Regions from separate parts of the Mus musculus genome. Here region 1 is linked to region 2. A link is a loop called in an ENCODE intact Hi-C map of the cell type or tissue named here. Cell type or tissue: gastrocnemius. All regions are shown on one strand. Links, peaks and the distances in the headings refer to the core of each region. The heading gives the core; the rest is flanking DNA.

Evidence for each region. Peaks named below come from ENCODE experiments on the same cell type or tissue, not always from the same donor. Only the 100,000 strongest peaks of a DNase experiment are listed, where the experiment ranks them.
Region 1: a loop joins it to region 2, with 2.8 times the contacts of the local background. A loop is called at or near these places in 24 of 42 quality-filtered maps.

The regions. Positions count from the first base shown.
Region 1 is chrX:152,697,138-152,712,601 of GRCm38, forward strand. All of the region lies in intron 1 of Shroom2 (shroom family member 2), which reads right to left. It also overlaps the pseudogene Gm18298. Among named protein-coding and RNA genes, the nearest start is that of Shroom2, 65 kb to the right of the region's middle. In gastrocnemius, for the core only: a CTCF peak has its summit at 8,405 (motif pointing right); a DNase peak (open chromatin) is centred at 8,453; H3K4me3 peaks cover 203 bases.
Region 2 is chrX:152,811,735-152,827,198 of GRCm38, forward strand. No RefSeq gene overlaps it. Among named protein-coding and RNA genes, the nearest start is that of Gpr143, 38 kb to the left of the region's middle. In gastrocnemius, for the core only: a CTCF peak has its summit at 7,469; no DNase peak of the experiment used is centred there.

The sequences.
Region 1 (15,464 bases), core at 4,234-12,233, 110 kb before region 2:
AAATACCTAATAAAAAATTGGAATTTTTTTAAATGTAGGAAATTATATATGATTTAAGAATAAATAGTATTAGAAGGAGAATGCATGGGGCTATGGAATTGCTAGGATAAGGAAATGAAGATTAGAGAATTAACAGATGATGTAGAAGCATATTAAAAGTTAGTACTCTGTTTTTCTAACTGAAGAATTGAAGATAACAATGCCTGGAAAGGTATTAGAAAGAGCTGTTCTACTTACAGAAATTCAAAACTTTGTAAGGAATTATTTTAATTTTAGTAGTTTGTCATTTTTTTATTCTTATATGGAAGCAGTTACTAAAGACTGCTATCTGCTGTACCAGAAAACTGGAAGAGCTGTGCTCAGGTACCCATAAAGAACAGGCTGTGTAAACATATAAGGAAATGTTCCATCCTCAGCATTGGAAAAAAGGCACACATACACAAAGCTTGATATTATCTTCTACATCTCCTACCTTAAAAACAAAACAGTGATCACTGAACCCTTCCTTAGCCAATTTATCTGATCTATTACTTATACCACTTAATAGAGACTAAACCCTTGTTAGGCCAGCAATTAATCACAAATCCATACATACACTTAACTTCTGCATAACTGGTAGGCTAACAAATAGTTGTTGGCCAAACAAAATCCAGCCAGGGGTCTTTAGTGTCCTTAGTTTTTAATAAAAATTTATCAGAACACAACCACACATTTAGATAATGCCACAAAGCACCATTGACTCTTAGGTCCACAAAGACAAATATATTTTCTACTTTGCGTATTATACCCCTGCTTCCCCAAAACCCCTGCAAATAAACAAGCAGCAAAGAACCCCAGTGGCAATCAAATATTGCTCAATATGCAATCTGTTAGCTGACTTGTTTGTTTTGAGACAAGGTCTCACCATATATCCCAGGTTGGTCTCAAACTCAGGATGCCTTTGTCTCATATTCTGTGGTGGTACACACCTTTTATAACAGCACTCAAGAGACTAAGACAAGAGATTGCTATAAGTTTTAGGCCATCCTGAGCTACAAAGTGAGACCCTGTTTCACATACAAATAAACACAGCTACATATTTTTTTAAAAAATCTCTACCAAGTCCCTAGGAGAACTGAAGTTTTATGCTAAAAAAGGCAATTTAGTCACTGTAGGTCAGTATTGCACATAAAAATTAAAATTTTACTCCTAGCTTATCATGAAGGTACAAGCCTGAGTCTCAACTACTCAGGAGGCTTAGGCAGTAACTTATCAGCCCGTGCTCCCAAACAAACAAACAAGCAAACAAAAACCAACTAACAAAGAACAACAACAGCAACAAAAGGAGTTGGGAGCAACAAGATAGTTCAGCAGATAAGGTGCTTGCTGGTAAGCCTGATGAACAGATTTTGCTCTCCAGACCCCACATGGTAAAAAGAGAGAACCAACATTCATTCATGGGAAGGGGAGAATTGACTCTTGAAAGCTCTCCAGAGTTCCACAGATGTGTCACACACACAGACACAGAGAGACACACGGGGGGGGGGGGGTGTCTGAATAAATTAATTAATGAATTAACAAATAAAAATTTGGGCTGGGGATATAATTCTGTGGGAAAGCACTTGTCTTCATGTATGAGGCCCTGGGTTCAAGGAACCACTCCTAGCAAAAACAGGAAGTAGTCCATCTAATAATAACTCACTTCAAAACTCAAGACAATATTTTCTGAGACAGGATCTCACTGTGTAGCCCTGACTGGCCTGGAACTTGCTGTATAGACAAGCCTGGCCTCACACTCACAGAAATCCACCACCTGCCTCTGCCTCTCAAGAGTTTGAGATAAAGATATTTGCCAATGCACCCAACAAGTCTAGACAATTTCATCCCAATATCATAACAGACATAATTTATAATTGTCTCAAGACTGCACATATAGCACGAGACATCTGGAAAAAAATGAGGTTTTGACAAGTCTCATGTAAAAGACCCAGGAGCACCCAGGTGAAGAGCATGTAGACAGGTAGCTGTCTGAGGGTAGGAGTCGAGGAAAGGCATCCTACATGTGGAGTGAACAGAAGCAGGAAATATGTAAAGCTTGGAGGTGAGCTTGGAGGGTACCAATGGAGTCAACTTAGATATAATACAGACCATGGAGGAAAAGGAGGAAGAATGAACACCAAGATCAAATTAGAACGACCCGGACTGCTAATAGTGGTAGAAGAAAAGACAACTCAAATCGCAAAAATACAACACTGTAGATGGTATTACTCCCCTGAAGCCAGCTGGTAGAATCTCAACCATATCCTTAAGTTTGGTAGGAGTCTGGGTCCCTGGTTGGTGGGCTGAGAAACAGAAACTAATTTGGGCCTTACTATTAAATAATTATGCTTTCTAGGAACAACCCACATGGCCATTGTTAAATACATAAGTAAAATGTATACATGTACAAAGGAATATTATCCAGCCCTTTGAGATGTAGCTCAGTGTTAGGGTACCTTCAGGGCATGCATAAGATCTGAGGTTCCATCTCACTATCCTCATGGGGCCAAAAAGGATGCTTTGTCTTATGTTACAATAAGGATGAATTTTGACATTATGCTGTATGACATACACTAGATTAAAAAATATATAACTCCATTTATATGAGGTACCTAAGTACCCAAAACTATAGAGACAGAAACAGAATGGTGGTCCCAAGGGGCTGGAAAATGGAAGGAGAAATGGATAGTTAGCACTTAATGGGGCCAAAGTTTCAGTATGACAGGATGGAATGCTGTCAACACATGGACACTGGTGATGGCTGTACAACAATGGAAAATTTACCTAGTGCCACTGAATCTACATCTCAACATGCTTAAAAATGCTCAATTTTATATTAGATATATTTTCACACAATAAAATGTTGTATACTCTCCAATATATGAAAGGAAGAAAATGACTTTGGTCCAGTATAAAACTGATAGGGACGAAACTTTAAAATACATCCTTGACCCCCAAACTTTTAATTGTACTAACATTAAGAAAATATTTAGGGGAGGCCTGGTGGGGGGCATCCTCTTGAAGACAGGGAAGAGGAGGAAGGGGATGAGGAACTGTGGGAGGGTGGACTGGGAAGTAGGTAATGACTAGACTGTAAAAAAATAAAAATAATTTTAAAAATAGGAAAGCTGTGGTAACAGGGTTATTGTGCTAGGACTTGAGCCCAAGGCTTTATGCATATAAAACAAGCACTTCATAATAGATCCTAAATATCTCCAGTCCCAGTTTTTCTGAGACTGGGTCTCATAAAGTATCCCACACTACCCTAGAAGTCAGAATTATTAAGTATGCCACTATGCCTGGCCAAGACAGTTTTTGGTGGAGTATTTCCTCAAAATGATGTATTATGTGTGTCTGAGTCAGCTATGGTGATTGGGTTTCAAGAGTCAGTTTTTTGTCCTGTTCCCACAAATGCTTATTTGATAAGTTCTGGGACATTCTATCAAAGTGATCTCATCTGAACCCTTCTACCTTCTCAAGGAAGGCTGATGCCTGCCACCTATCATTTCTTGTCTACAAAGGTGTTTATTTACTAACAGAACACCCATTTTCCTTTTTCAAGTATGCCCCATCTATATTTTCCAGGGAAAACATGTTTGCATTTGGGAGACAGCATGGTATTTTCCTTTCTATTGCTCCCTTGACAAGAGATATTTATATATGAAGGAGGAATGTAATCAAAAAACAAAAACCTGGTGCTGTAGCTCTAGCCTGCTGCCACTGTAGCCTACAATCTGATACTGTTCCAGGATGGTGATTGTGCCTAGGACCTAGAGAACAGCTTCAGTACCAACTGTGTGGGCAAGCATTGGGAAAAGCTGACTATGAATTTGACATCTGTTTCACCTCAGTGCAGAAAAAAAAAAAAAAGCAATCTGATCCTCTGAACAGCTGCCAATAGAGAAGCCCTAGCACTCAATGAGTATGGGGGTCTGACTGGCCTAAATAGAAACTGCTGCCAAGCATTGAGGGGCACAGGTAAAGATCTGAAGGTGCTCCTATGATGTTCCACCACCACCGATGGTGCCTAAACATCCCTTCTACAACATCAGTAAGGATCACAAATCAGATAAGACAATAGAGTCCTTTAGACTCTCACAAGAGACTGTCTTTATTATAGCTCATGATAACAGCCTTTAGGGTGTCATCAAGTATCTAGAGGGTCTTCTTTAAGAGGTCATCATGGTGGACCTTAACCTTACAACGTCTCCCCTCTTTGATCTGGGAGATCTCTTTAAAGAAGGAAACTTAGACAATAGCTTAAGCCCATCAAGCTCATGCAATTCCTTGGGGATGAAGAAACCCAAATGTGAAGCTGTGAAAATTGTGGCTCCTTAGGGCAAGGCCAAGAAATAAAGGCAAGCAAGTGCACTACTCCAAAAAAAAAAAAAATGTTCCCTTCTCGTGCAGGTCTTCTGTATCTCACGTCTCCAACACCTGTCACTCTGATTATATCTTCAGGATCTTAATTGGTAGTTTCAAATGGAGTTATGTGGCTCCCATTTTCATTTCAGTATTTTGTCTTCTAACCCTTCACAGAATCTAGTCAGAATACCACCTGTAGGGTACAAGTCCATAGTCCAAACCCAGGAAATGCTGCTCCTTTTATCCAGGAGAGTCAAGTTTGTCTTAGCGCATTGTTTACTAAGGACCCACTTGGGAAGACGACAAAAGAACCATGATAGGGAATACCCAGTGAGCAACTAGAGCCTATTTTTGTCCCTGGAACCTGTCTTATGCGTTAGGTCTCAAAGAAACCTTGAACAAATGGCTAACTGAGCTGTCTATTTAACATATCAAAGTGGATACTGGCCACTGGATTATCCCAGAATCTCTCAACTTTACAAGCACCAGTTACAAAGTTGCCCTGGCTGGCAAACCCTGCCCACTACTCTAAACCTCCCCAAGCCCTGAGCTTTCACTTTCTTGTCCCCAGTTTCTCTTTTCCTATAAAGCCTAACCATTTCAGCTATGAATCCTCTTGCTTCCCACAGACTTTCTTGGGTCCAAGAGAGGAAATCCTCTCTTGGCCTCCTCCTCTCTCTTCTCTTCTCTTCCTCTCTCCTCTCATAGTCCTGTTTAGTCTGCTGGCAATGTTCAGTCTGGACTCTTCCATATTCCTCTGGCAGTTCTTTAGACAATAAACCTTCTCCACCATACCTTGGAGCCATCATGTCCCCATTTTTCATTCACTATGTTGTACTTCAGTTGGGTAACTGGAAGAGTGGTCGTTCATGTGAAAGATAAATGTGCCCTGCATAGTGATTAAAAAAAAAAAACAATTCCCTCCCTGGCCCTAAAGGATCTGGTTCTAGAAGGCTGGAATCAATCCTGAATCAAGCTTATGTGCTATATTTAATGATATACAAAACCCCTTCTAAGGTTTTCTATTGGTAGCTGAAATAGTCCTACATGTATGTGCTCAACAGACAAATCAACCATTCCCTCCACCAAATTTGGATAAATTCCTTGGCCTCAAAGGACCAGGAGTCCATCCTGTTGTGTATTTTCTGCTTTGTTTTGTAGCAGTGAAATGATCCTTGACAACATCTAACACACAGTATTTCATCATGCCTCATAAATCAGGTTCAGTTGCTTGGCCCTGCTATGTGAATACTGCTACTCACTTTGTACAAAACAGAATGACATCTTTTTCCAGACCAGTATAAGAAAATGATATATAATTTTTTAAAAGAAAATGTTTTATGAATTTCCATTCTATACTAAACCCATATGCTATCTCAAGTTGGACTTAATTATTCATGCTTGTACTAGACAACCAACTTAAATTTGGCACCAATTTTCAAGGAATAATGAGCCAGTCCAATGGTTGGCTATAAGCAACCACCTCTGTATTTGTCAGGCTCTGGCATAAACCCAGAGCTCCCAGGAACTAAACCACAACCAAAGATTACATGGAGGGACCCCATGGCTCCAGCCACATATGCAGCAGAGGATGGCCTTGTCAGACATCAATGGGAGGAGAGGTTCTTGGTCCTGGGAAGGCTCGATGCCACAGTGTAGAGGAATGTCATGGCAGGGATGCGGGAATGGGTGGTTGGGTGGGGGAGCACCCTCATAGAAGCAGGGAGAGGGAGGATGGGATAGTGGTTTTTAGAAGGAAAAAAACAGGAAAGGAGATAACATTTGAAATGTAAATAAATTAAATATCCAATAAAAATAAATAAAACATTTAAAAAAAGAGTGACTCAGGCATGGGTGGTACACATCTGTGATCCCAGAACTCAAGAGTTTAAGAGAAAAGATTATGAGTCTGTGGCCAGCCCGAGCTACAAGCAAACAAATAAAAATAGAAAACAGAATTGCCACATGATACTTTTTATACTGTAGTCCTGTGTTTGTAAGGAAAGGCCAGAGTGTGTATTTAACTACCAATGCAAAACTATAGATTTTTTACTGTAATTAAAAAATGAAGCCTTGCGAAGACAAAAGAATATAAATTCTATAGGTAACCAGGTGCACTGTGGATGAAACATTGTAATTTGGTATAATGGAAATATGAAGGGCCATATTCACTTCAGGTTCAAAGTGCTGATGTAAAAGCTCCACAAACAAAATGTGTAGGGCTTGAAAGGAATACAGCAGCATTAGGGAGGACATTCCATGGAGGTCTTGACATGAAGAAACATGCAGGCAGGAAATGGAGGCATGCCAGAGGGATGAGTCAGGGGAAACAGTGTAAAGAATACACAGGAGTGTGGGAGGATCCTGGCAGAAGGTGAGAAGACTGAGAACTTGACCTTGAAGCAGAACGTGGGCACTGTTCTTCAGGTAGTGGAGGTGGGTAAGGGAGGGCAGAGAAGTCAAGTGTAAACTTATGATGAAAACAACTACTTCAGGATATTAACCTTGTAGTGAAAATAAAAATAAATGTCTTCAACAAAAAGAATAGAACAGCAAAAGCCAGACATGGTGGTAGGCACCTGAAATCCTGGCATTGCGGGGGGGGGGGGGGGGCGTGAGGCTGAAGTAGGAGAATTACAAGTTTGGGGACCACTGCAGCCGTGATGAATACCCACCCTGAAGCCTTTTCAGTGCTCTTGACAGAAGTTATTTTTATAGTGTAAAGACAACTAAGGTAAGCAGGACTCTGGTGATAGAAGGAAGAAGACCTAGCTCACCATTCACGTTGAAGTCAAATTCTGAGCTTGGAGAAGTGGAATATACCCACATGTCCAGTCATCAGAATGAAATAGGGAAGAGCAACTTTGCTGTTTTATGAGTCTAAGATCACACGTCAAAATGTGAGTCACACCTGCAGGTTATCAGCTGTAATTATTTCCAGAATATTTTCCCTTCCAATGAATAGCCTAAAGTGCATGAGCAGGCCATGCCTTTTGTTACACAGGAGGATAATAACCTCCCCATCTTCTTAAATCCATTACTCATTCTGTTTGCTCTCAGTTCCTTCAGAAAGGAAGCTTGACTCAGGCCGGGGGTGGGGTATTTAACAGGTTGGGAAAGGCCACTAAGGTGGGACTTCAGGGAAAAATAATATAGAGGTCTAATAATCCTTCCATTCATCCCTGAAATGAGGCTCAGGTTATACTTGGCCCTAAGACACAGAGAGGCAAATGTGGCCTGGATGGGGTGACAAAGACAGGTAAATGAAATGTTTTAAAGGAAGGTAATGAATTGGTGACAAGTTCTGATGCAAGGGCAGGGTCATGTAGACACGAAAATGGAAAACAGAAGTACCTATGGGGCCTCAGTCTCCCAAGAGATCCAGAGGCTGAGCAGATAGATATTAGTGAACAAAAAGGAGCTGACTGCTCTCCTGACTGTGAGAACCAGGCATTGGTTCAAAGTTTTGCAAGACAGAGAGGCAGGCTCAGCAGCCAGGTAGGATAGACTGGGAACCAGAGAGCCATTTACATTCTACAGCAAGGACTCACAGTTTTCATGATGATGGGTGACCTCTTCCCCAGATGAGGTAAAAGCCTGGCAAATCTCTATCAGGACAATGTCAAATCTCTATCAGGACAAGACTGTACTCTAAATAGTGCCAGATACAGTCTTCCTAAAAGACACCCAGGGACAGAAAAAATAAACTCAGAAAAAATTTCTAGAGAAAGTTCTATTTCTATAAAAACAAAGGATTTTAAAACAGCATATTTTCAGTACTGCAAAGCACCACCAGTTAGCAATCCAATGTCCTAACTCACAACTTTAAACCTAAAACAAAAGGGGGAAAAAAGCTTATCTATAGGGCCTAAGCAGTGTCAGAAAAAGGAAGAACCTAGAACCACCCTGATTTGACTCTCCAAAGCCAAGACTCACATCTCAATGACAGTAAAACACAAGCTCGGAAACAATACCCTACACCGGGAACATCTCTAAAGTCACAACTAGCACCTTTTCAGTACAGTCAGCAGAGGGCACTGGAGGGACACCAAGAGAAGACTGGTTTCCCTTCCTTATCTCACGTGCTTTCCTCTCTGCCAGCCCTGTGGGACATGGCAGTCCTGTGGTACACCTAGTGACAATAGTTTCAAAAGTGTCTTTCTTGGTTTCATTAGCACCCCTTCAGCAGTTTCCCAGTGAGTTTTAGCAACAACTTTCAAATGGCTTTCTAGTGAGTTTCAGGGCATCCTAGCCAGTTTCCTAGTGAGCTTCAAGAACAGCACAGGACGACATTTTACTGATTGCCTCTGGGCCTGTGGCCCTGACTGTCTTCCCTATCTAGAGAAGACAGTCAGGCGTCAAACATACACACAGTCTCATTCTCATTCCACCCCCCTCTTTCTCTACCACCACCACCACCAAGCTTTTGGGGTGCTGAGGAAGGGAAGACAGATTTCTCTTTTTGTACATACCCTGGAGATTCTGCCTTCTTAATGCCAGGTCCAAAAAAGAAAAAAAAAAGAAAGAAAAACAAAAACAATAGCCTAATGCTAGTTAATGATTCTATACAGTATTTAAGTGATGAGTCCACATTATAGTGTCAAAACTAGCACCAAACTACCACATTCAAGCAATCTCTTGCCTCAGCATCCTGAGAAACTGTGACTATAGGTGCATGAGCAGGAGAATTTTTTTTTTTTTAAATCAAGAGCCACAGGCATAGAGTAAATCAGTCTTGCTGAGGCAGGCGGATTTCTGAGTTCAAGGCCAGCCTGGTCTACCGAGTGAGTCCCAGGACAGCCAGAGCTACACAGAGAAACCTTGTCTTGAAAAACCAAAAAAAAAAAAAAAATCAGTCTTGCTTTGCAAGACCTCTGGTTTCTATGGCAACTGCTCTAATTTGTTTTTATAAAGAGACAAGACAGAATATAACACAGCCAATTCACCAAATTCTGATTTGTACTAAGCAATCTTTATTCTAATTTCTGTATGGTTTGTTACCCAAACCTAATTGATAAAAGTTCTGAGGTAAATGCATTACCAGATACACAGCCCTGATGGCACAGAGGAAGAGAAAACCAGGTGGCAAGGTAGAAAAAGGTTTGTGTCAAAGAGGGTTTACAAAACATTGAGGCAGGAAATGGGACTTAAGACTTGTTTGTACAGGATTTGGTAAAAAAAAGTCACTCATTTTTCTTTAATCTCACTTTGGTTTTCCAAAACCTGATTATCTTAAACTGGGTTTGCCGATGCACTGCTGTAATCTCAGCTACTTGGGAGGCTTATTAAGGAGAACTGGGAGCTCCAAGCCAGTCTGGGCTTCCAAGCCAGTCTGGGCTTCAGTGAGACCAAATATTAATAAAAAAAAAAAACAATAAAAGCAAGCAAAAAAAAAAAAAAAAAAAACTACCAGGACAACAAGGCATAGTGGCAAATACCCACAACCCCAGAACTGGAGAGGTAAGAGGCAAAAGGATCCAGAGTCCAAGGTCACCCTCAACTATATTATTCTATTCAAGACTAACTTGAGCTACACAGATCGTACCTCAAATAAGTAAAAGGGAGAAGAAAGGACAGAAAAGGAGAAGAAAGTTAAGGGAATTGGGAAATGAGAAGAAAAGGGGAAAGGAAAAGAGAGAGAAGGAAGAGAAAGGAGAATGGACAAAAAGAAAACACTCAGTACAACCAGGAAAGACAAGCAGGAAGATAAAAGGTAAGATAAAAATGGAGATATGTTGCAAACTCATAATACTAAGTATACTCACAGAGCACTGTTGTTACACTCTGTTCATGTCAGAATGAGATTAAAGTCTGGTGTGGTGGCAAGTGCCTGTAAAATCCAAGCATTTAGGAGATGAAGGCAGAAGAATCAGTTCAAGGTCATCCTATATAAGTATGGGATACAAGACCCTGCCTCCAAAAGATGAAAACACCCTAGGTCAACTATAGGATATAACTGAGATGTTTGAAACATGCTACAAACTCCAAGTATTATACAAATTTATTCACAAATTACTATTATTATTATAATCTATTTATGGTGGATTGGGACTGGGAGCTGGGCTTTGTAGAGTATGCCTGCAACCCAACACTTGGGAGATGGAGGAAGGAGAATGGCAAGCAGTTCAAAATAATCCTCAGCTTGTGAGTTTCAGGTCATCTTGGGCTATATGAGACCTTATCTCAATAACCAAAAAGAGTGGTCTGAAGAGGGAGGAAGAAGAAAAAGAAAAGGGGGTGGGGGGGACTGAAATGAAGTACAAACAATCCCACTCTCAGGTTCAGTGGCAACTTCTACAGATCCTGGTAATAACATAAGAACATCAGAAGCTTAGTGGAAAGGGAGACCTCTCCAAAGTTAGGTAGAATGCTTCCTATTTAGAAAGGTTTCTTATCCTGTACATTTGTATTGTCTAAACAATAAGTTTTCTATACAGCTGGTATAACATTACCGAATTTCTAAGTGGGGTGACTTTTAAAATTTTAGCCTAAGTGAATTATGTAGAAACCAAGTCACAGTTCCCCTGTGAATTAAAGGCTACCTAATAGCTGGAGCTGGGAGCTGGGGCTGGGGCTGGGGATGGCTAAATGGTGGATCACTTATTTAGCCCTCACAAGGACCTGAGTTCCATACTTAGTGATGTAAGAAAACTAAAGAACCTTCTATGCACATATGACACATAGCCACTGATTTTGTTGTATATGTCAGAAATCACGTGTAATCCCAACACTCAAAATGTTTGAGGCAGGAGGATGGAGAGTTAGAGGCCAGCTGAGATACAAACTACATAGCAAGTCTGAAGCCCTATATAGAAAGACGATAGAGGGGGAGGGGGGTAGGTAACTTGTTAGGCTAATACAAATCTCTCTTTAAAATATCATGGTCTAAATATCCTGTACTTACAATCAAGTGGGTAACAGAAAACACATCTCACCAGCTGGCCCTCTGAAGGAAGAGACTGTGCATGGGTCAGGAAAACGGTTTTCAAGGATCTCTATTCATCAGGTCAAAAGAGGAAGCTGCCAAGGCAGAGGTGGTGCAACAGATGGAAGAGGTCATGTCACAGTCACACGAGATGATAGACGCAGAAGGGCCCAGAAGGGGGCTCCAACCTCTTTTCACACTCCGCTGCTCTACATCTTCTTCACCTTGACAAGCAAGGGCTGTGCTAACCATCAGCAGTTCAACTTAGTTAAGGGATAACCAGTATAAGGCCCTCTATTTGCCTGTGACCCTTCTCCCTCTCTCAGAAGTTTCTAATGCTTTTAAAATACCCTTGCCACAGAACCCTTGGTGCTTCTGCTCCCTGACTAAGAAAGAAAAAGGTTCCTGTCCTCAGGTCCTCAGTTGTGCACCGACAGCAACGTGGGGAAACGCCCAACTTCAGAATCGTACTAGGATCATGATATCTACAGGAACAAAAGCACATGCAACCATTTTTACATATGCAGCTCAAAGGCCTGATGCATAATGCACAAGTGAATAGCAGATAACTGGAGCTATGTATATAGATGTGTGATAATCAGCTTTTCAAAACTATGACAAATGCCTAGGAGAATCACTTGAAAGGCTGCTGACAAAGCAGTAAACCGGGCAGCAGGAGCACCTGGTAAATAAAACACATCTGTTCACCTCAAAGCAGTCAAGACATGAATGAGGCAGAGCCTGGGGTATCAACATTTCCTTAAAGGGTGTGTTCTCAATGGCCCATCTTCTAATTACTAGGTACCACTTCCTAGAGGTTTTAACATCTCCTAACAGTACCACACATCAGCAACTTTAAATACAGGGACATCAGGGGGCCTTTAAGATCCGAATCATACCATTATATTTATCAAAGACGCTCAGAAGAATGCTTACACCAATATTGAGTGTAAGAACTCAACAGTGGCTATTTTACTCAAATATCTGGTTAGTAAAAATTCGGGGTGAAAAAAAAATTGGATAGCCAAACAGAATCCCTTACCTAAAGCAAACTTCTCAGCAGCACTGATAACATTTGATGCCAGGTCATTCTTTGCTTTGGGCAGAATGGATGTACTATGCTTCTCAACTTTCACCTGCTAGCTACTGCTATCATCTCTCCAGACATTGTCACATGCCTCCTGAGAGACACCATCCCTCCCAGTGGAGAACCACTATGTTAAATGATATATTGGAGATATCTAGAATGGCTCATGTTGAACAGAAAACCAAAGCCAAGTCACTTCCTATGTACCATTGCAGGAAGCAGGGAGCAACCTGCGTCACACAAATCAGCCTCCTTCTGGTCTGTAGCAGAATGCCTAAGAGCTTGGAGAGGCCAGGTAGGCCATCATATTTAACATTGTTCTACCACTTCCATGCAAATAAAGCTTTGATATTCTATTCATCATTCGTCTTGCGGTCACACTCATTACTGAAATGTACATTACTCTGGCCCATTCACATTCAGCCTAGAAAACTCCAGACCTTATGTACTGGAGGCCTGGTTGTTCCTGGTGGAGCAATTGAGAAGTAACTAGGTTGTGAGGGCTCTGACCTAATCATAAAATAAGCCATTAGTGAGTTCATAAGATTATCATTACTGGGAAGTGAGGTGTAGTTGGAGAAAGTAGGTTATGACCTAGATGGGATATATCATGTCCCTGATCCTATGCCCCATTCTCTGCTTCCTGGCTATTGTGAGATGAATAGTTCTGTTCCACCACACCCTTTCGCCATAATGTTCAGCCTTACCAGAGATACAGAAGCAACCGAGGAGCCAGATGACCATCTACTGTAACCTCTGAAACTAGGAGCCAGAATAAGTATTTACTCCACTGAGTTATGTTTATCAGATGGTCTGTTACAGTGACAAAAGAGCTCTAATACAACTAGCATTTTTCTAAGGACAAAGACCAAATTTAATATATATTTCTTTCTCCTTTCTTGTACAGATGTCCTGACCACACAACAGACATCATTTCTGGAAAGGATGAAAAAGAGGAAAAGACTCAGCAAAGATAAAGAAAGTTCCTGACTATACCCTACTATTCATCTTATAACAATGCGAGGGGGGGAAGGGGTAGGATAGACACCCACCACCACCACCACTACCAAACACACCATACCACGGTGGCTGTGCAAGAAGGTTTCCAAATATTTAGCTTTCCAAACAGGCTTTCCACCCATCTAGCAACAATGCTTATGTGTTACTAAGCAGTTCTCACAGATATCTGGGTACAGAGGAGTCAGGTCATTTAAATGCTTGCTTCCATAGAGATTACTAGGACTACTGAAATCTGCAGTTTTCAAAGCACAAAAGCAATCTGGAAGAACAGATACACAATCAAGAGACAGGAAACGGAACTGCTGAGTGTTAGAACATAGAGTTCCAGATGCTCAGGACACATAGCTGTTTATTTTTAATGGGCATTCCCATCCTAGGGCTAGTTCAAAGGATGTATTGCTCTTAAACAATTGAATGCACTGTGGCTGTGCACGTAAGAAGGAAAGAGGGAGGGGGAACTGAGCTACAGTGACTTCCCTTGAAGTGAACTCAGGCACCACCACCCCCAGTCTTCCTTTCTCTTGAACACAATATGATGCTCTTGCTATTCACAAAGACTATCTTTTATTGGGAAAACATTTTGGTGATCCTTTTCAAAAGCAAACATTTTTAAAAAAAAGCTCTGTCTTTGACATGCAAGTGTTTATAGGGTTGAAAGGGTGAACACAGGAGGGGGGGGGCAGCGCTGGAAGTACAAAACAACCTCGGAGCAATGGCATGATCCTATGTTCAGAAGCCACAGACACGATCCAGGGCCACAGAGAAATAACTTTAGGGAAGAGCAGGTGTCTCCAGCTATCAATCTTGATTTTACAGGGTAGACTGTTTCAAATGTTTACATTGCTTTTCAAAAGAATTGATTCCTCTATTCCATCTCACCCTGCAAAAATAGAATTATGTTGCTGGGTATGATGATAGACATCTGCCATTCTGTACTTGGGAGGCTAAGGAAAGATCATGAATTTGAGAGCAGTACAGAGTACATTGGGAGGCGCTATTTTAAAAGGGGTTGATAGCTAGGGTTACTGTTCACTGCTAGAAGCCTTGTGTTATTTTTAAATCCCAGTAATACAGGATTTAAAAAATATTAAAGAACCATAAATTCATGTCCATGGCTGGCTCATTTAATTCAAAACTTATTCTCAGATATAAATACCCATGGGGTTTTTAATCATCCATGCACATACCCAGTACCTCAAGGTGTTCAAGTCCCTAATAAATGGTTTGTTATTTGAAAGGCAAATTTCACTTTCCTTGTTTTCTTTGTCCTGGATTTACCATTCAAAGGTTCAGGACTCTCCATAGTTGACCTTTCCCTGTAGCTTGACTCATGTCCAAGTTCCTTCCCTGTGATCCTTGATTGTGTCTTTTGGAAGTCGTCCCTCTCCCTCCCTCATCAGTAATACTGAACTCTCTGTGATAATTCCCAGCCCCATGCTTTCCAGTGTCTGAATCCTCTGCAGAGGGAAGAATGTGCACTATGCAGAGAGAAGAGAAGAAAACTGCTGGAAGCTGCAGAGCAATATAAGGGCAGAGATATCTGGGGCCATCTCTTTGCTCTGTCCTTGAACTAAGACAGGATACCTGTGGATGCAGAAGCTACTTGGCAACAAGGAAAACTTGAGGGCTATAGGCCGAGGTGTGGTATGGCTATGGGTATAGACAAAACTTCAGGACTCTGAGACTCCAGAAAATTTTCTGGTCCAGGATCCCAGCTATCTACCTAAAGAGCCTAAAATGAGGTAGTTAGAATAACTCTTCCTAGAAAAGTCTGATGTTTCAGATGGTTTCTAGCTCTATTTACTTATTGATATATTGTTTGTTTGTTTGTTTGTTGGGGGACACACTACCACTCTGTAGCCCAGGCAGGCCTCAAACTCCCAATCCTCTCACCTTTGCCTCTGAAATACTGATATTAAAAATGTGCGGGGCTGGTGAGATGGCTCAGTGGGTAAGAGCACCCGACTGCTCTTCCGAAGGTCCGGAGTTCAAATCCCAGCAACCACATGGTGGCTCACAACCATCTGTAACAAGATCTGACTCCCTCTT
Region 2 (15,464 bases), core at 3,576-11,575:
TTTCTAACATTTGTCTAGGTGGCAGCATAGACCTCATAGATCTGTGCTTACATATGGATGTTCACATAGAGATACAATCCATAAATGACACATTTTTCAGAACCTATCTCTTGTCCTTAAGTGACAGACACATGGTTATTTAGAATTTGGCCTCTCTGAGAGCTTGAGTCATTGGTGAAGACTTCATATACTCTGGATACTTACAGGCAATTATCTGCAGAAGCCCTGGGCCAAGAGGGCCACAGAGGGTCCTTTGCCACTAATTTTGTTCCATCACGGGAATATGCTAGGTTAGAGAGAATGACACTATGACTCCCTTTGTGGGTCATCAGCACTGTAAAAAACTAGATACAGAATATAGGCTGCTGCTGTGCTATTTTTATCTTGTCTTAACTCACTGCCTCCTTCACAAGAATACTGATATTCATTATCTAATCAAATGCAAGTACATCAATTCATTAAAAGGGCATAAAGGGTTCGGTGGTGCTAGTGGTGCACACCTTTAATCCTAGCACTTGGAATGCAGAGACAGATGGATCTCTGTGAGTTCGAGGCTAGCCTGGTCTACAAAGCAAGTTCCAGGGCAGCCAGGGACATGAAGAGAAACCCTGTCTAGAAAAACCAAACCAAACCAAGCCAAAAACCAAAAACCAAAACAAACAAACAAACAAACAAAGTAAAAAGGAAAGAGTGTAAAGGAACATATGTTTGAGCCTGGTATACAAAAAGTACCCATAAAAATTCTTGCTTTATGATAGGGTCTCTGTAGCCCTGGCTGCCCTGGAATTTGACATGTAGACCAGGCTGGCTTTGAACTCACAGAAATCCTGTCTCCTGAATTGTGGGATTAAAGGTGTGTGCCACCGTGCTTAGCCTATAAATGGTTGTTTTTAAATGTTTCACACAGTGTAGAACTCAACACCCACAGGCATGTCCTGTAAATAGATTTTATTTTATTTTTTACAATATATCTAATCCTAACTCAGACTCCCAATGTAGAGGCTGTAAGAGAAAATTGCTTTACTTTGACTTTTTTTTTCTCTTTGGCTAGATAAGAATCCAAGATTTGTAAAGGTGCTACACAGGTGCTAGGAGAAATTTATTTCATACTCTGAATATGATCTGTTGGTTCTCTTTTGAAACAAATGAGCTATGACGCACAAGGTAATTTTTCTCTTTAAGAGCATGAGGAGTAGGGGCCTAGAGGAGCAGATAGGCGGGTCAGTGTTGCTTAAAATATTGACAAACTACACCTGGCTGGCATAGATAGTAAAAATCTGAAGAAGCCAGTAAATTATGGGTGAGACACTTTTTTGCATTCAACAAGCAAAGGAATCAAGAGAAAATGTGGAATGAAAAGTTTGAAAAGAGAGAGAAAAAAACCAAACAAGTACAAAGCAGATCTTTACATTTGACAAAGTACAAGTCACTTGGCTCCATGATCTAATCTTTAGTAGACAGAATATAAGGTCGTAGGATGTTGAGTAGTGTGAGAACTGAACCCTTTGGTCCTCTACAGGCAGCATCCTGAATGTGCCAGGAATGGCTGTGTGGTTACTTCAAACCCAAGGGGAAAAAAACCCATGAAGGACTGTTGTGTAATTACACAGCTTTCAAAGTTGAAGTTAAAGTTCCTTACGATATTTCAGGAGCTGTAAACAATTTTTGACAATAGCATTACAATGAACCACCCCTTGATCTCAAAGATAAAGCACCTGCTGTGTGGCACCAAGGCAAATGATGGTATGCAAATACTGGCTGCTCCAGAAACAGCTGTGGACTGGGTTGTGTGCTACATTCTCCTGCAGAGATTCTTGTGGCCAGTATGAAGTTCCTGTCCACGGCTATCTGGGAGGCCAAGGAAATGTGCGGTTTTCCTTAGGCTTCCTCTTGTGCACACTGAACCTTTTTGTTTTGGCCTTTCATCCCTTGAATCCAACATGTATAATTCTGATTTGGCTTAGATTCACCTAGGGGGTACAGCCAAACCTTCAGCTTGATTGTAGACACCCAGAGACTGTCTGAGTCATGTTCCAACCACCCATCACCATTCCATAACAATGTGGAACTTGTCAAATGTAAGCCATACCCCAGTAATAGGCTAACTTTGATAAATGATTGTGTATAAATATAAAAATTTTTTTGGTTGTTTTGCTTTTCGAGACAGGGTTTCCCTGGCTGTCCTGGAATTCACTTTGTAGACCAGGCTGACCTCGAACTCAGAAATCCACCTACCTCTGCCTCTGCCTCCTGAGTGCTGGGATTAAAGGCAAAAGATAAATTTTTATTGGGGGACAAAGATGTGGTTTATCTGGACCCCTCCAAAACTATATCCCCAAATTAACACATTCTCAGGGGCAGGGAATTTGATATTCACTTATTAAGGAAAATTTACTGTGATCAAAGTAACACTGGAGATGCCACACAACTTATTCTGCTAAGTGTTTAGGTGCCAGAGCCTACACACATCTCTTGACACAATAACAAAGCACTAGACATCTCTCTCTGAGTAACACCTTACTCAACCACAAACTGAAACCTACCTATTGCCCCTGATCCACAGCCTCACAGATATGGCCTACTTTCTAGGTCTTTCTGTGATCTCAGGAAAGTCAAGAGAAGAGGCCCTATCTTCTAGTCTATTCTTTCACTCTTTATTTAAAATACAGGTCATCATCAAGTTATGACATAACGTAGACAAAGATCATCTTATTCAGTGATGGTGTACTGGATGGTTTTGTGTATCAACTTGACACAAACTGGAGTTATCACAGAGAAGGAGCCTCTGTTGAGGAAATGCCCCCATGAGATCCAGTTGTAAAGCATTTTCTCAATTAGTGATCAAGTGTGGGAGTGCCCATTGTGGATGGTGCCATCCCTGGGCTGGTAGTCTTGGTTCTATAAGAGAGCAGGCTGAGCAAGCCAGGGGAAGCAAGCCAGTAAATAACATCCCTCCATGGCCTCTGCATCAGCTCCTGCTTCCTGACCTGCTTGAGTTCCAGTCCTGACTTCCTTTGATGATGAACAGTAATGTGGAGGTATAATCTGAATAAGCCCTTTCCTCCCCAGCTTGCTTCTTGGTCATGGTGTTTTGTGTAGGAATAGAAACCCTGACTAAGAAAGATGGAAACCTTGAGATGCACACAAAGCCTTATTTACTTATTTAAAAATGATTCATTATTTTAAAAAAAATTAGTTTGCTGCTGTTGAGAACCGAATCTTAGCAGAAAGCGACTATCATCTCTGCAGCCATCTCAGGCTATTTACTTACAGGTGGTACTTTTCCACCCCGATGAGAGACTTGTTTTCCTAGCATGATGTTTTTTCAAGAAGCCCACCACAGCTGCATACACTCTGATAGCATCTTGTTTTTCTCCTATACATCCTGGACCGGTGGCTAAGTGTCTCCAGCTGCACTCCCCAGTGAGTACATACATACCCATAGCTGCCTTTCAATAATTGAGACTCAAGACTTGAGACTTGATCCTTGATAGTCTGTGTTGTCTCCATTCTTCAAGTCTCTTGCTCCTCAGTTACCACTCTCTCTCTTGCATACCCCATTGACTGACCTGAGGATTGGGTCATTCTGTGAGATAAATTATAAGGAGGGTAGAAAAAATTAGTTACGTTTTACCTGGGTCATACTTAAGGACTGATCCTTATTTATTGTCTTCAAATGGTGTCACTACCTGGTGACCAAGTATTCAAATCTATGAGCCTATTGTGTGCATCCCTATTTAAGCCACCATAGTGGCTAAGAAAAGCTACTGAGGCTAGGCATGTGTCAGGGAGATCTGAAGAGCACTTTGATATTATTTATTGAGATACAGAGTTTGGAGTTTTCCCAACTTGGGTTCAGTATTTCCTCACCATGCTCCCTTTCATTCCTTTTTTAATGGTAAAGTATATTCTGTGCCATTGTATGTTAGAAGTATGCAATCTGCTTTTGGATTTTGATTTTACAGGGGTTACTATTAAGTGATAGCCTTGAGTCTCAGAGAAGACTGAACTTTCGACTTTTAATGATGGACTTTTGATGTTTTGATGTTGCATTTTTCATTATGATATGGTTATAAGCCTATGGGAGCCAGTGAGTGAAAGGTGGTGGTTTGAATAGAAATGGCCCCCATAGGCTCATAGATTTGAATACTTGATCACCAGGGAGTGGAATTATTCAAAAGGATTAGGAGATGTGGCCTTGTTGGAGGAAATGTGCCACTGCAGGTGGTTTTGAGGTTTCAAAAAGCCCATTCTAAGACCAGATTTTCTGTCTTTCTGTTGCCTGTGGATTTGGATGTAGAACTGTTGGCTATTTTTCCAGTGCCTTGTCTGCCTGCCTACTACTGTGCTTCCCACTGTGATGATAATAGACTGAAACTGCAAACAAGCCCCAATTAAATGCTTTCTTTTATAGAAGTTGCCATGGCCATGGTGTCTCTTCACAGCAATAGAACACCAACTAAGAGAATATCTGTATGTCTTTTGGGTATTTTCCCAAAGGAAACTATGAAGAAATGAATATTTTTGACAATCCCCAGACATTCATAATCCCCAAATCCAAAGTATAGATTGAGAAAATCAACTCTTTTATTTTTTTATTAGATATTTTCTTCATTTACATTTCAAATGCTATCCCCAAAGTCCCCTATACCCTCCCCCAACCCTGCTCCCCAACCCACCCACTCCCACTTCCTGGCCCTGGCATTCCCCTGTACTGGGGCATATGATCTTCGAAAGACCAAGGGCCTCTTCTCCCATTGATGGCCGAATAGGCCATCCTCTGCTCCATATGCAGCTAGACACAACAGTACTGGGGGGTTATTGGTTAGTTCAACTCTTAAGTTAGCAATATGAGTTTCAGTGATGTTTGTTCCTGTTTCATGTCTCAGAGAATTCTGTCCTCTACAATAGGAAGCAGTGGTTTATCACGTGACAACAGGTGGAGCCAGGGTAGGAAAAAGAGTCTTTGACTAAAATTGCTCAGTGGATAAAAATTAATGCAGAAAACCTACATACCAGTGTGCTGCTTCCTGTATTGACAAACTCCATTTGGAGATTTTTCTTTTCCCATCACCAAGCTGTAAGAGAACGTTCTATATGGAGGTTTAGAGTAATAAAATGTATTATGATATGTGGTAGTTTGAATAGATTTGGCCCCCATGTGTTTGAATGCTTGCTCCCATGGGGAGTGGCACTATTAGAAGGTGTGGCCTTGTTGGAGTAGGAATGGCTTTGATGGAGTGTGTCTTCGTGGGAGTGGGCTTTGAGTTCTCCTAGTGCTCAAGCTCCACCCAGTGTGGAAAACGCCTCCTATGGCTGCTTTTGGGTGGAGATGTAGAACTCTCAGCTCCTTCTCTAGCACCATGTCTGCCTGCATGCTGCCATGCTTCCAGTCACAGTGATAATGGACTAAATCTCTGAGATTGTAAGCCAGCCCCAATGAAATGTTTTCCTTTATAAGAGTTTCCTGGGTCATATTGTTCCTTCACAACAATAAAACCCTAACTAGGATTTTATTAAAACCCTAATAGGATCCTTGTTCAAAGTCAACAATAATATTAAGCGAGAAGAACAAACTGAACCTAAACATTTGTGCTAGAATTGTACCAGTATATAGTGAAGGCAGGTCATATAGCTTGCAGGTTTTGTAGCTTGCAGATTCTGATTATGGCCTTTCTCCAGCACATGACTGCTAGTTAGTAGGAGTGAAGCTCCTAGTTAGGCACCAGTTCAACTTCTCTGTTTTGATAGCATATGTAAGTTTTGTCTTCATCAATAGGGCCTTACTATTAGGTTGTAGATAGTAACCAATAGCCTTGGCAATAGCCTATAATGTTGGGGGTTTTCAAAGGATCCTTTGGACAACAACTCAATAAGATGTAACCTATCTTTGACATTGGAAAGTTTATTTGGTGGCCTAAGAGTCTTGTTAGGGCAATCTCTCCACTATTATTTGGTGTCTCCATTTAGATCCCTCTCATATATGTATATATTTTATTAAGTCTCTACAGTAGTAGGTTTCAATATGGTTTTACCTTAAGTGTTAGTTGTTCCTCCTCACTTCCTGTCATTCCTTCATCTTGCACTTCTATTCCCCTCTCTGTTTCTTCTAGTTTCCCTTTTGATAGATTTTCATTTATGTTGGATAACAATGTTTTAACATTGCTTATTATTTTTATGGGTATGGATGCATGTCCACTTGTATGTCTATATACTGCATTGGTGCCTGGTGCCCACATGTTGACAGGAGAGGACATTGGATCACCCTAGGTTTAGAATTATAGGCAGTTATAAGATGCCATGTGCATACTGGGAATTGAACCTGGGTCTTCTGGAAGAATAGTCAGTGCTCTTATCTACAGGATCCTCTCTCCAATCCCTTGGGTAACTATGATTGCTAATCTTGATTGTCAATTTGACTATATCTGGAATCAACTAAAAACCCAAATAGCTGTACAAATGTTTTCTTGATTAGATCATTTTGAGTTGAGAAGACCCACCCCAAATCTGGGGCCACACCTTCTGGCAGCCCACATAAATGGACATGGAAGAAGGAAGTTTTGTTATTTTCCCTCACTCTCATTGGCAACTTCATGTATTTTGTTCTTAAGGCATTCCTTTGTTGTTATTAGAACCCACTTCTTTGAGGTTCCAATATATACTGAAGACAAGCAGCTCTCTAGGACTTCCCTAAGACTTCAGCATCAGATTGAGACTGCTGAGACCCCTGTCTCATCAACTGAACAACCACTGATGCTTTGGCCTTTCCATCAGGAGATAGTCATTGTTGGACCACATCCTATAAACCACCTTAATAAATCCCCATACACATCAGACAGGCTTGCGGGTATGTGTACACATGTACGCATACACACTCCATCCTATTAATTTTGTTGCCTTAGAGAACCTTGACTAACATAGATTATGGTACTGAAGTGGTTCTAGAAAAACAAAATTTTATGCTAGAATTATTGTGGCTGCTATTGTATGGTGTTTTTGCTGTGAGAGCTTTTCTCAGAAGTCCTACTGCCATGTCTGCACTACATTGGACATCACAATACCTATCATGGATGTGAATTCCGTGGAGAGGCCATTATACATTATGATATCCTAAGAAAGCAAGCCAAGTGACAGTCATTAGCTCAGCTCACATGGAAAATGGACCAATGGGAAAGCTGGTACTAAACAGGAGAGAGGTGTAAGGGATTTTTTTTGGTGAGGCAGGAAGGAAAACTGTTCATGAAGAGCTGCATACAGATTATTCTTTGTGAAGACTTCACATTGAAAATGTCAAGCTGAATTTAGGTATTAAGGGCAGCTGACTATGTCTACTTTATGCCATGACAAAACTCAATACTACTGGTGCAATAATGGCTATCCAACCAGTAGAACATGATTATTAAAGGGCAGTTCTCACAGTGGAGAACCATTTTCAGTTACAATGGAAAGGTGAGGTAAGACTGCCATCTAGAGTGTAGACACCAGCTATACAACTCAACATCTTTGGCTGCACTGGACATCTTGCCAGATCATTCATTACTCAATCCTAAAGGTGGATTGCTTAGACTGAGAACCACTTTGCTTGGATGCTACCACAAGAGTGGCATCTCCACAAATAACTACCATTCATAAGGGTGGGGTAACTCCTTGGGAGCATAAATCCAACAGAAATGACTGTATTATACTCATGTCCACCAGACTTAAAACAAGCAGTGGGTGTGCTCTATAATGACTCCTTGGGTTGAGCACAGAGATGAAATAAAAAGATGTAACAGGTAACAGGATCACTTTATTCTGATATATATGTGTATATATGTGTGTGTAGAACTTCCTTCTTCCATGTGTGTGTGTGTAGAAGAACTTCCTTCTTCCATGTCCATTTATGTGGGCTGCCAGAAGGTGTGGCCCCAGATTTGGGGTGGGTCTTCTCAACTCAAAATGATCTAATCAAGAAAACATTTGTACAGCTATTTGGGTTTTTAGTTGATTCCAGATATAGTCAAACTGATAAACAAGATTAGCAATCATAGTTACCCAAGGGATTGGAGAGAGGATGTATACACACACACACACACACACACACACACACACACACACACACACACACACACTTTTGAGATTGGGTCTCAGTATGTAGTTCTGGTTGGCCTATAAATCACTATGTAGACCAGTCTAACCTAGAACTCACAGAAATTTCACCACTTCTGTCTCCTAAATACTGGAATTAAGGGTGTGTACCACCACACCTAGTTTCATATTTTTCTTGACAATCCTTTGATTTCTGTTTCCACCTACCAGGAAAACATTTGCACATATTTTAAACACACAAGAGGATGTTCTTAAGGTCCCTTCCCCTTAGGAAATAATCCAGATATTTGAATCATGTATATCTGTGGGTTGTGTCTGTTAGATGAACAAAGACACTTTCATATGCTCTGAACTTGAATTACTTTAGAAATGAGGAAGATTCTAAAAACACAAGTCTCAGCTGAATACTATCTAAACAACATGTCATCCCAGATGATTTTTTATTATAATACAATGTAAGAAACAAGAAAAGCAATCACAGAAATACAATGTCATCCTTTAGCTGCTTTGGCCCTGGAGTGACCTTCCTTTTATGAGTCCATTTCAAATAAGAGTTTGTGTCACAAACATAGTCACTGCCTACATAACAAAAATACCCCCTTTTAAATTTTCAAAGAATGTTTTTTTTTTTTTCTTTTTTAATGCTTGGAAACTTATGACAAATGAGATTATTTTTTTCATTTTTTATTAGGTATTTTCTTCATTTACATTTCAAATGCTATCCCCAAAGTCCCTATACCCTCCCCCTCCCTGCTCCCCAACCCACCCACTCCCACTTCCTAGCCCTGGCATTCCCCTGTACTGGGGCATATGATCTTCGTAAGACCAAGGGCCTCTCCTTCCATTGATGGCAGACTAGGCCATCCTATGCTACATATGCAACTAGAGACACAGTTCTATGGGGTACTGGTTAGTTCATAATGTTGTTCCTCCTATAGGGTTGCAGACCCCTTTAGTTCCTTGGGTACTTTCTCTAGCTCCTTCTTTAGGAGCCCAAGATTATTTTTTATTTAGTTCTAAACACACAAGAATTTGAGGCACTGGAGGAAACATCATGAAGGTGTGATTATTTAGCAGAAGAGACGGAGGAGCTGAAAATTACTTAATACTTTTAATATTACTTAATATTTCTAATAATTAATATTTTAATATTTTTCTTTTTATTGGCTATTTTCTTTATTTACATTTCAGATGTTATCCCTTTTCCCTGTTTCCTCTCCGAAAACCTCCTATCCCTTCTCCCCCTCCTCTGCTTCTGTGAGGGTGTTCTCCCATCCACCCAGTCCCACCTCCCTGCCCTGGCATTCCCCTACACTGGGTCATCCAGTCTTCACAGGACCAAGGGCCTCTCTTCCCATTGATGCCTAACAAGGCCATCCTCTGTTACATATTCAGCTGGAGCCATGGGTCCCTCCATTTGTATACTCTTTGGTTGGTGCTTTAGTCCCTGGGAGCTCTGGGGGGTGGGGTCTGGTTGGTTGATATTGTTCTTCTTCGTTTGGAGTTGCAAACCCCTTCAGCTCCGTCAGTCCTTTCTTTCACTCCTCCACTGGGGACCCTGTGCTCTGTCCAATGGTTAGCTACAGAGCCTCTGTATTTGTCAGGCTCTGTCAGAACCTCTCAGAAGACAGCTATATCGGGCTCCAGTCACTTCCTGGCATCTGCAATAGTGTCTGGGTTTGGTGACTATATATGGAATGGATCCCCAGGTGGGCCAGTCTCTGGATGGCCTTTCCTTCTGTTTCTGCTCCATACTTTGTCTCCATATTTCCTCCTATGGGTATTTTGTTCCCACTGTTAAGAAGGACTGAAGTAGTCACACTTCGTTTTCTTTCTTCTTGAACTTCATGTGGTCTGTGAATTGTATCTTGGGTATTTAGAGCTTTTGGGCTAATATCCACTTATCAGTGAGAGCATACCATGTGTGTTCTTTGTTACCTCACTCAGGATGATATTTTCTTTTTTTTTTTTTTTCCGAGACAGGGTTTCTCTGTGTAGCCCTGGCTGTCCTGGAGCTCATTTTGTAGACCAGGCTGGCCTCGAACTCAGAAATCTGCCTGCCTCTGCCTCTGGAGTGCTGGGATTAAAGGCGTGTGCCACCACGCCCAGCAGGATGATATTTTCTAGTTCCATCCATTTGCCTAAGAATTTCATGAAGTCATTGTTTTTAATAGCTGAGTAGTACTGCATTATGTAAATGTATTACATTTTCTATATCAATTTCTCTGTTGAAGGGTATCTGGGTTCTTTCCAACTTCTGGCTATTATAAATAAATAAGGCAGCTGTAAATACACTGGAGCATGTGTCCTTGTTTTATGTTGGAACATCTTTTGGATTATATGCCCAGGGGTGGTATAGCTGGGTCCTAAGGTAGTACTATGTCCAATTTTCTGAGGACCTGCCGACTGATTTCCAAAGTGGTTGTTCCAGCTTGCAATCCCACCAACAATGGAGGAGTGTCCCTCTTTCTCCACATCCTCGCCAGCATCTGCTGTCACCTGAATTTTTTTATCTTAGCCATTCTGACTGGTGTGAGGTGGGATCTCAGGGTTGTTTGATTTGCATTTCCTTGATGACTAAGGATGTTGATCATTTCTTAAGGTGCTTCTTGGCCATTTGATATTCCCTGGCTCTGTACTCCATTTTTAATAGGGTTATTTGGTTCTCTGGAGTCTAGTTTCTTGAGTTCTTTGTGTACATTGGATATTAGCCATATCTTTTCTTTTTAAATGTTAAGGAAAAAGCAGTATGAAATAGTATGAGTAGAAAGGTTTGTAAGGATCAGGCTAGTTTCAGAGAAAGAGATGCCATGTACAGAATCCTGACCAAGAGCAGGGACAAAATTGTGGGCCTGTCTCATGGTAAGGGAAATTTGGGGGAGGAAGGGCATGGGAAGTGCAAGATTAACAACACAGGTCTCAGGGGGAAAGTAGTAAGAGACTATGGGAGTCCCTGGAAACCCAGGGAATTTATTGGAGAATACTGTGAGGACATTGCAGAAGAAACCAGATGAGCTACATTGAACTAAATTAACCAACTCTCAGATTTGGTACAAGGACTCATGGTGCCTCCAAAAATTGGGAGTGGATACAAGATAACTGGTAGTATTTTGACCTATTTATTGCTCCATTTTTGTTACTATCTATTCTACAGTTTGTATAATTATAAAAAGATCTTTGCTTTACACCCTCTTCTATACAAGGCTTATCCTCTTTCTGTCCCAAATCTCTCTTTGGTTATAATATCTGCCAGTTTTATGTAAAATACAGATTCCATATGAACATGAAGTAAGATCACTCTTTAGTCAATCTACTCTGGGAAATCAGAAAGCAGAAGTCTGTTTTAGAAGCAGAATGGATAGTTGTCATCAGTTAACACCCTGTGATTCTGCAAACCCATACCAAGGGGCACTCAAAGCTTGCTGTTGCTGTTGGCCTGTCTGTCACCTCATTTTTTCCTCAAGCGCCTTAAGGAAATGTATGCCAGACTTGCGTACTGACTCCTACAAATTCTCCAGGCTTCTGCAAGGGGAGGCCAAGAAGGAAACATCTGCAGGAAGAGAGCAACAGAAATGGGTGAAAGCTGAGTAGGGAGGAAGGTGTGGAGATGTGAACATGGAGCTCTGGGGTGTCAATGAGCTTAGAGAAAGTGGAGGAATAGAAGCTCAGCTTCTGATTTAGGGTTGAGAGGGCAGACAAAACAGGAAACACACAACAGTAAGGAAGACAAGTATTTGTGTGGATTCAAAACCGTCTCAGATGGCAAGGCCTTTTTAGCCTTATGAATATACCTCAAATAATGAAGAGGTCGCATCCTGGTAAACCCATCACAAGTTGAAAATATCACAGGTGGAAATTATATTTAATAATCTTAATGTGGTCTAATGTAAAAGTGTCCCCTACAAAACAAGCTTTTGTTGCGCACACCTTTAGTAATTCAGCACTCACTCCAGGCTAGTTTGGTCTACACTGCGAGTTCCAGAAAAGTCTGAGCTATAGAAAAAGACCCTGTTTCAAAAGCATAAAACAAAATAAGTTCTATGGCCTCCTTTTTTAAAAAATGTTTTTTATTAGGTATTTTCCTCAATTACATTTCCAATGCTATCCCAAAAGTCCCCCATACCCTCCCCCCCACTCCCCTACCCACCCACTCCCACTTTTTGGCCCTGGTGTTCCCCTGTACTGGGGCATATAAAGTTTGCATGTCCAATGGGCCTCTCTTTCCACTGATGGCTGACTAGGCCATCTTTTGATACATATGCAGCTAGAGTCAAGAGCTCCGGGGTACTGGTTAGTTCATAATGTTGTTCCACCTATAGGGTTGCAGATCCCTTTAGCTCCTTGATTTCTTTCTCTTGCTCCTCCATTGGGGGCCGTGTGACCCATCCAATAGCTGACTGTGAGCATCCACTTATGTGTTTGCTAGGCCCCGGCCTAGTCTCACAAGAGACAGCTATATCAGGGTCCTTTCAGCAAAATCTTGCTAGTGTATGCAATGGTGTCATCGTTTGGAGGCTGATTATGGGATGGATCCCTGGATATGGCAGTCTCTAGATGGTCCATCCTTTTGTCTCAGCTCCAAACTTTGTCTCTGTAACTCCTTCCATGGGTGTTTTGTTCCCAGTTCTAAGAAGGGGCAAAGTGTCCACACTTTAGTCTTCGTTCTTCTTCAGTTTCATGTGTTTTGCAAATTGTATCTTATATCTCGGGTATACTAAGTTTCTGGGCTAATATCCACTTATCAGTACATGTCATTTGAGTTCTTTTGTGATTGTGTTACCTCACTCAGGATGATGCCCTCCAGGTCCAACCATTTGCCTAGGAATTTCATAAATTCATTCTTTTTAATAGCTGAGTAGTACTCCAGTTCTATGGCCTCCTAATTGAGAGCCAGGCTGGGGTGTTGGTGGTGTTATTGAGAGATACATCATTAGGGTACTAACTCCTAAAGTGGATGAATCTGTTCATGAGTATATAGCTGAATGGATTATCAGGAGATAACATCTAGTTAAAGGAAATAGTTCATTGGGGGCACCGACCTTTGGTGTGTATAGTTTGTTTCCAAGCCTGTTCTCTACCTCTCTGCTCCCTGACTTCTATGATGTAAACAGCCTTCTGTGTCACATTATACTACTATCTTCATGCTTTGCCTCCCCACAGGTTCACAGCAACAGAGTCAGCTGACCCTGGACTGAAACTTTTGAAACCATCAGCAAATATAAATCATTCTTTCCATTTACCTCAGGTATTTTATCATCTGAAAAGGCTAATATAACCTGACTAACAGCACCGTTTAGCCTGTCATCTTTCTTTCTTTTTCTGTTTTGCTACTATTTAATTTTAATTCATTTTTATTAGATATTTTCTTTATTTATATTTCAAATGTTACCCCCTTTCCTAGTTTCCCCTCTGAAAATCCCCTATCGTCTCCCCCCTCCCCCTGCTCCCCAAAACACCTACTCTCGCTTCCTGGCCCTGGCATTTCCCTATACTGGGGCATAGAACCTTCACAGGACCAAGAACCTCTCCTCCCATTGATGACTAACTAGGCCATCCTCTGCTACATATGCAGCTAGAGCCACGAGTCCCTCTGTGTGTTTTCTTTGGTGGTTTAGTCCCAGGGAGCTCTGGGGTTACTGGTTAGTTCATATTGTTGTTCCTCCTAGGGGGCTGCAAAGCCCTTCATCTCCTTGCGTAGAGAAAGCTCTAGCTCCTTCTTTGGGGATCCTGTGCTCTGTCTAATGGATGACTGTGAACATCCACTTCTGTATTTGCCATTTACTGGCAGAACCTCTCAGGAGACAGCTATAATCAGGCTCCTGTCAGCAAGCTCTTGTTGGTATCTGTCATACTGTCTGGGTTTGGTGGTTGTTTATGGTATGGATCCCCAGATGGGGAACTTTCTGAATGGTCGTTCCTTCAGTCTTGCTCTGAACTTTGTAACCCCTGCCTGTCCTCTTTCAAAGAAGCATAGAACACGTACATTAGTCTATGACTGGAGACAATAATACAACACAGAGCATTTTGCTTCCTTTCCTTTCCTTTTCTTTGAGACAAGGTGTTTTAGTTATTTTTCTATTGCTGTGACAAACCACCGCAACCATGGTAACTTACAAAAAGAAGCATTTAGTTGAAAGCTTACAGTTTCAGAGTGTTAGAGTCCATGCCCATCTTGGTGGGGGGCAGGGTAGGAAACAGGTAGGCATGGTGCTGGAGCAGTAGCTAAGAGCTTACATCCCAACCCACAAATAGGAAGCAGAGAGAAAGGTCACTAAGAATGGTGAGCTTGGGCTTTTGGAACCCCAAAGCTCTCCCTCAGGGATACATTTCCTTCAAGGGGGGCCATATCCTCTAGTCCTTCTGAAACAGTTCTGTCAACTGTGGATCAAGGATTCAAATATATGACCTTAAAGGGACCATTCTCTCTCTCTCTCTCTCTCTCTCTCTCTCACTCTCTCTTTAAAAATATTTATTTATTTATTTTATGTATATGAGTACACACTGTAGCTATACAGATAGTTGTGAGCCTTCATCTAGTTGTTGGGAATTGAATTAGGACTGTTGCTTGCTCTGGTCAGCCCCACTCACTTTGGTCAACTCCGCCCAAAGATTGATTTATTATTATAAATAAGTACACTGTAGCTGTTTTCAGACAGCACCAGAAGAGGGCATTAGATCTCATTATGGATGGTTGTGAGCCACCATGTGGTTCCTGGGATTTGAATGCAGGACCTTCAGAAGAGCAGTCAGTGCTCTTACCTGCTGAGCCATCTCACTAGCCCCTGGGACCATTCTCTTTTAAGCCACATCACAAAGTCTCACTATGGGTTTTTTTTTTTTTTCTAGCCTAAAAGCTGCTATGTAGACCAGGCTTATCTGAAACCCTCAAGAGATTCCTCTGCCTCTGCCTTCTGGGATTAAAGGTGTGTGATACTATAATGAAATCCAATCCCTTAAAATTCATCTAATTTCTGGGTCAGAGAGTGAGCTCTTGTCTCAGTATCAGAGTGAGCAAGACGGGGAACAAATGGTACAGATTTTGTATGCTCATGGTTCTGAAGCCTGGGTCTATCATTAGTTTCTCTAGACAACTCTTCTGATCAATGGGAAGGTGGGAAGGTGGGATTCGTTCATCTGTAAAGTCTCCTTCAATGCTAAAATTATATGTTGATTAAAAAATTATCCCCAAGAACAAAATAATCACAGGATGTAGAAGGAGGGAGGGAGGGGCCTGGGAGGTGAGAGGAGGGGGAGGGGGAAAAGGGAGACAGGATCAGGTATGGTAGGAGACCGGGCAGGGGCCAGGTGAGTACAGAGGGTCAGGAAATTGAACAGAGGTGTGTACCAGTGGGGGAGATGGGGAACTGGGGGAAGCC